2 separate regions of the Homo sapiens genome follow, and region 2 is linked to region 1. A link is a loop called in an ENCODE intact Hi-C map of the cell type or tissue named here. Cell type or tissue: PC-9. All regions are shown on one strand. Each heading gives the region's core, and the rest is flanking DNA. Links, peaks and the distances in the headings are about the cores only. Region 1 has its middle 30 kb from the start of CDH1. Region 2 overlaps CDH1 (cadherin 1).

What was found. Peaks named below come from ENCODE experiments on the same cell type or tissue, not always from the same donor. Only the 100,000 strongest peaks of a DNase experiment are listed, where the experiment ranks them.
Region 2: a loop joins it to region 1, with 11 times the contacts of the local background. A loop is called at or near these places in 7 of 110 quality-filtered maps.

The regions. Positions count from the first base shown.
Region 1 is chr16:68,705,970-68,708,874 of GRCh38, reverse strand. It overlaps a transcript of CDH3 not described here. Among named protein-coding and RNA genes, the nearest start is that of CDH1, 30 kb to the left of the region's middle. RefSeq lists a cis regulatory region at 1,009, enhancers at 937-1,081, 1,286-1,843 and a silencer at 1,155-1,449. In PC-9, for the core only: CTCF peaks have their summits at 1,024 and 1,223; a DNase peak (open chromatin) is centred at 974; H3K27ac peaks cover 1,976 bases.
Region 2 is chr16:68,759,924-68,762,828 of GRCh38, reverse strand. The region is part of intron 2 of CDH1 (cadherin 1); the gene reads right to left. Among named protein-coding and RNA genes, the nearest start is that of CDH1, 24 kb to the right of the region's middle. RefSeq lists enhancers at 1,773-1,822, 1,833-1,882, 1,913-2,072. In PC-9, for the core only: no CTCF peak of the experiment used is centred there; a DNase peak (open chromatin) is centred at 1,698; H3K27ac peaks cover 1,612 bases.

The DNA.
Region 1 (2,905 bases), core at 91-2,590:
GGTCAGGAGATTGAGATCAGCCTAACCAACATGGTAAAACCCCGTCTCTACTAAAATACAAAAATTAGCCAGGTGTGGTGGCAGGTGCCTGTAATCCCAGCTACTCAGGAGGCTGAGGCAGGAGAATCGCCTGAACCCGGGAGGTGGAGGTTTCAGTGAGCTGAGATCATGCCGCTGTACTCCAGCCTGGGCGACAGAGCGAGACTCGGTCTCAAAAAAAAGAAAAAAAAAAAGAAAAAGAAAGAAAGAAAAGAAAAGAAAGAAAGACAGAAAAGATAAAGCATTGGGGGGTGCAGGGCTGCAATTCTAAGGAGGATGCAGTCCCCTTCAGGGCTGGCATCTCTGACAGGCTGACATGTGGGTGATGCCTGAAGGACGTGAGGGAGCCGAGAGAAATCTAGGGGAATGGCATGCCAGGCAGAGGGCACAGCAAGTGCAGAGGCTCTGAGGAAACGTGGTTTGATTTGGAGTGAAACTTCAGCGTTTTACCTGGCACATGGTAACTGCTTAATTTGTTCAAGTCCTACTAATTATCTTTTTTTTTTTTTTGAGATGGAATTTTGCTCGTCACCCAGGCTGGACTGCAGTGGTGGGATCTCGACTTGCTGCAACCTCCACCTCCCAGGTTCAAGGATTCTCCTGCTTCAGCCTCCGGAGTAGCTAGGGTTACAGGCGCCCTCTACCATGCCCCACTATCTTTTGTATTTTTAGTAGACATGGGTTTTCACCTTGTTGGCCAGGCTGGTTTTGAACTCCTGGCCTCAAGTGACCGGCCCGCCTCGGCCTCCCAAACTGCTGAGATTACAGTCTTGAGTCACTGCGCCCAGTCTATCATTCTTGTAATTAGTGGGCATCGTCTTCCTGGAGTGCCTGGGTCGTCAGGTTCCTGGAGGACACACAGAGGTCTCAGCGCCCTGCCCTGTCAGCTGTGGGCTGGCCGTGGTTTACCGGATGGACAACAGTGGGGACAGAAGTTGGAACGGAGCCCAGGCATTCCTGACCCGCCCCGCCCCTCTCAGATTCCTCCCCGGCCCGCCACACCCCTGCCGCTTGCTGGGCAGTGGGTACAGGGAATGCAGGGGTGGCTTCCCACCCCACCTCTAACTTGGAGAGGGCCTAATACCAAGCGAGGACAAGGCTGGCAGTGACCACCTGGCGATCCCCAACTGCACTGCAGGCTCAGCGCTAAACACTGAGTGCTTTTCCACCATCGCCTCCTAGGGGTCTCCTTTCAGCCCACTGAGAGGCCAGGGTGGTGAGTCACTCCCACATCTGCAGCCTTTAGGGGCTGCTGTCTTAGCCACCGCCCTACCAGACTACAGGGCGCTCTCAGACAGGCTCCCCGGTTCCCCGAGAGAGGAATCTCCTAGCTCCCGCCTGCCAGCTCTGCAGCTGCCCACAGGCCCCGACAGGCCCTGCCGCATCCTCAGGGACTGAGGATACAGCAGAGGAGGAACCAGGTTCTGCCAGCCCCGGGATGGAGCTGAGTCAGGCCTTTTTCAGGGCTCCTGGGACTGGGCCTTGCCCTGAACTCAGCCTCCAGCCCAGGCGTGAAGGAGGACACCCAGGACTGGGCGCCTTGGCCCCCCGCTCCTTACCTGTCCAACCTCATCTCTGCACACACTCTCGACCCATCTCAACCCGTCCCTCTGCTCCAGCCACACTGGCCTCCCTGCTAAACCCTGCTGAAACCTGCTAAACCCTTAGCCCTTGCCATTCCTTTTATGTAGACAGGACACTGCATACTTGCTCCCTGATAGCCTCCAGTCTTTGTCCAAATGCCACCTTCCCAGCAGTGCCTTCCCTGGCTCCTAGAACTGAGCCCTACCCCCAGGCCCTTCCTCCCTAGGCCCCATCCCAGCTCCATTTTCCTCCATGCTTCACTTTTACTAGACCACGTATTTTACTGATTTGTCTTGTTTATGGACTGTTTCTCATTGAAAACTCCCTTAGACTGGGCAGCAAGGGCCTCTACCCTGCCCTTCTGCCCCTCCTCATAGAGCTAAGGAAATGTGACTACTGGCCGGGCACAGTGGCTCACGCCTGTAATCCCAGAACTTTGTGAGGCTGAGGCAGGCGGATCATTTGAGGTCAAGAGTTCGAGACCAGCCTGACCAACATGGCGAAATCCTATCTCTACCAAAAAATACAAAGATTAGCTGGGTGTGGTGTTGTGCACCTGTAGTCCCAGCTACTCAGGAGGCTGAGGCACGAGAATCGCTTGAACCTGGGAGGCGGAGATTGCTGTGAGCCAAGATTACACCACTGCACTCCAGCCTAGGCAACAGAGTGAGACTCTGTCTCAAAAAAAAAAAAAAAAAAAAAAAAAAGGAAATGTGACTACTAGAACCAGCATCTTTGTCCCTCAGGCCTTCCCCAGTTCTGTCCCCAGGCAGCCAGCACAGCCCAGGTGTGTACTCCAAGGCCCATGGGGTGGTCAATGGAATGCTGTGCTGGGGGACAGTGGAGGGAGCTGGGACACATGGGTTGGGGTGCCACACAAGGAGCCTGGTGGTGCTGGATGGTGCTTGGGCTGGGTAGAGCAGGGCACTGGCCGCTGCTCCTGGGCTGGGACTCACCCTCCCCACGGAGGCACACTCTAGCCCAGTATTCTAGGTGTCTGTGAATTCAGATTTAAATCTGGCTCTCCCAATCACTGTGAGGATACACCTGTCCAAGTAGAAAGATAGAGTATCTTTTACTTAGGAGTTTGTGATGTCGATCTTGACACATTTGGTATGTGGGCCCTACACATATATCTACCTGCAGCCCCCATGTTAGTGCTGGGCTCTTTTTTTTTTTTTTTTTTTGAGACGGAGTCTTGCTCTGTTCCCCAGGCTGGAGTGCAGTGGCATGATCTCGGCTCACTGCAAGCTCTGCCTCCCAGGTTCATGCCATTCTCCTG
Region 2 (2,905 bases), core at 174-2,673, 54 kb before region 1:
CAAGCGATTCTCCTGCCTCAGCCTCCCAAGTAGCTGGGATTATAGGCGCCCACCAACACGCCCGGATAATTTTTATGTTTTTAGTACAGACTGGGTTTCGCCATGTCGGCCAGGCTGGTCTCAAACTCCTGACTTCAGGTGATCCTCTGGCCTTGGCCTCCCAAAGTGCTGAGAATACAGGCGTGATCCACCATGCCCGGCCTGTGTTTTTGTTTTGTTTTGTTTTTGTTTCTGAGAGGAGCAAAATGTGATTGAAAGTTTTAGGAATCTGGCTTCCTCCTCTCCATTATAATGCACTCCCTCACTGCAAAAGTCCCCAAAAGATGGACATAAGTCACCTCCACTGGGGGTTATGGGGTAACCCTGCAGCCTAATCCTCCCACAGCAAAGAGCCCCTCATCAAACTACTCACTGAGTGGCAACTACATGCCAGGCTTAATGCTGGGGGCTGCGAATACTTCCCAAGTACCCAGCCTGGTGGGGGAGCATAAAGGAACCCAGGGGATCCCAACTGGCAAAGGGAAGGAGTAGGACGTATCCCGACACAGGCCTTGGGGATGAGGATCAGAGAAGGCTTCCTAGAGGTAGCAACAACGAAGATGGCCCTGAGAGAGAAATGAGCCAGGCAAGGAACACTGGGAGGTGTCCCCAGTGGAGGGGTCAGAATATGCCAGAGCCAGCAGCGCCATTGGAAATGGGAGTCCATGGCCCCACCCTGGGCCAAATGGAGCAGAAGCCCAGGGGAGGCCCAGACCTCTGTGCTCAGCTCAGAACCTGAGCAGGCAGGCCAGTGCCCATGCTACTAACCATCAGGCTCCACTGCCCAGAATGGAGAGGGGAGGCAGAACTGGCAGGAGGAGGCAGCCGGTGGATCTGGGCTAAAGGACCAGAGGAGTCCCAAGTGAAAGACAAAGTCCTGGTGATGGGTACAAGGCCCTCCACATGCTGCCACCCCCTCTGCCCTTCTGCCAGCCCCTGCCCCTTGATCACTGACCTTGCCCTTCTGCTCAGTGTCAGGGGTGTGTCTTTGCTGTTCCCTCCATCTAGAACGCCCTCCCCTCCGTCTAGAACACCCTTCCCTACCTAGTCACATGGCCTGATCCTTCACCTCTCTTGGGTCTTTGCTCAAATGTCCCCCTTCAGTGAGGCCTTCTCAGATCACCCTAGTACTTCCCAGCAATGCTCCATTCCGATTCATCTTTCCTACACACCTGTCTCCACTCAGTGCTCTAAATATTTTGCACATTGATTATGTTTATTGCCTGCTCCCTGCAATACCTGAGAATACAAATTCCATGATGGGGGACATTCATATGTGTCTGGGTCTCTGTGTCCGCCATTCACAACAGTGCTTGGCGCATAACAGCCCCTCCATCATTACTGAACAAACGAATGGAGGATAGACACATGGATGGGTAGGATGGGTGAGATGGGCACCTAGAAGCAAGCTTGAGGAGAAGGGGATTTGGGATAAACATGTGGGGGCAGGGGAGAGGGTATGGGATAGCCCAGCGGGGCTGCCCCAAGCCTGATGTATCAGCCTAGACCACTCAGGCCTCTCCAAGGGCTGCCCCAGGCAGCGGGAGGGCAGAGGACCTGCTGTCCGGGTTCTCCAAGTTCTCCCAGCTTGCTAGCCTTCAGGCCAAAAGGGCCTCACCCAACCAGCCACACTATTGTCCTTCTGCAGTCCTGCCAGGCTCTGTTGAGCCCTGTCTGCCTCAAAGGCCCTGTAGGAAGAACCAACGAGGGAGTTTTCTCACAGCCCCTACCCTCCTGTGTGACTCGAGGACCGGAAGTTCAGTTTCACTTGACCTATCTGAGTCACCATCCAAATATACCATCTGTCATATTCCTGTCTCCCAGTCTCTGCACAGGAGGTCCCGCCCCCACCTCTCTAGGCTTGGGGCATCCCCCTCTCAGCCAACAACAGAGGCTGAGAGTCTCCCCGTATTCCTGTTCACATACCACCCCACATCCCAGACTCCCCCTGGCCTCCCCACTCTGGGGAAGCTCCACCAGCTGACCCAGCCCACACAGTCCCACCCCACCTGAATTCTAAATGAGCCCATTGTCTGACGACTTGGCATCCCAGTGTTTTCTATCACCCCTGGGTCAGCTCCAAACTCCTGGAAACAAGGCTGGTAACTGACACAGAGCACACAGAAGGCACTCACACACTGTGCGGAAGAGAACTAAACCTCAAGGTGTGTGTGGTGGTCTGTGATATTATTAATAAAGACACCTTGCCCAGATTAAAGAGAAAGAATGGGGGAGAAACATTCTCCAAGGCCTGTTATAAAGGAGGGGCAAAATTCTCCAAGGCCTGTTATAAAGGAGGGGCAGGAGACGGTTATACTTTACAAGACAATTCACATTCCCATCTTTGGAAAACTAGAATTTAAAATACTTTAGAAGGGCTGGGCGTGGTGGCTCATGCCTGTAATCCCAGTGCTTTGGGAGGCTGAGTGGGGGAGGATCATGGGGTCAGGAGATTGAGACCATCCTGGCTAACACGGTGAAACCCCGTCTCTACTAAAAATGCAAAAAAAAAAAAAAAAAAAATTAGCTGGGCGTGGTGTTGGGCACCTATAGTCCCAGCTACTCAGGAGGCTGAGGCAGGAGAATGGCATGAACCCGGGAGGCAGAGCTTGCAGTGAGCTGAGAGCGCACCATTGCACTCTAGCCTGGGGGACAAGAGCAAGATTTCATCTCAAAAAAAAAAAATTAAAAAAAAAAAAAAAATATATATATATGGAATACTTTACAAGACAGTTCACATTTCCATCTGTGGAAAACTAGAATTTTAAAAACTCAGCCGGGCACGGTGGAAAAGGGGATTTTAGGGGCTGCATGGGTGGACCTTGGCATGAGGCTCCTTTCTAGGCCAAAGTGATGGATCTAGAAT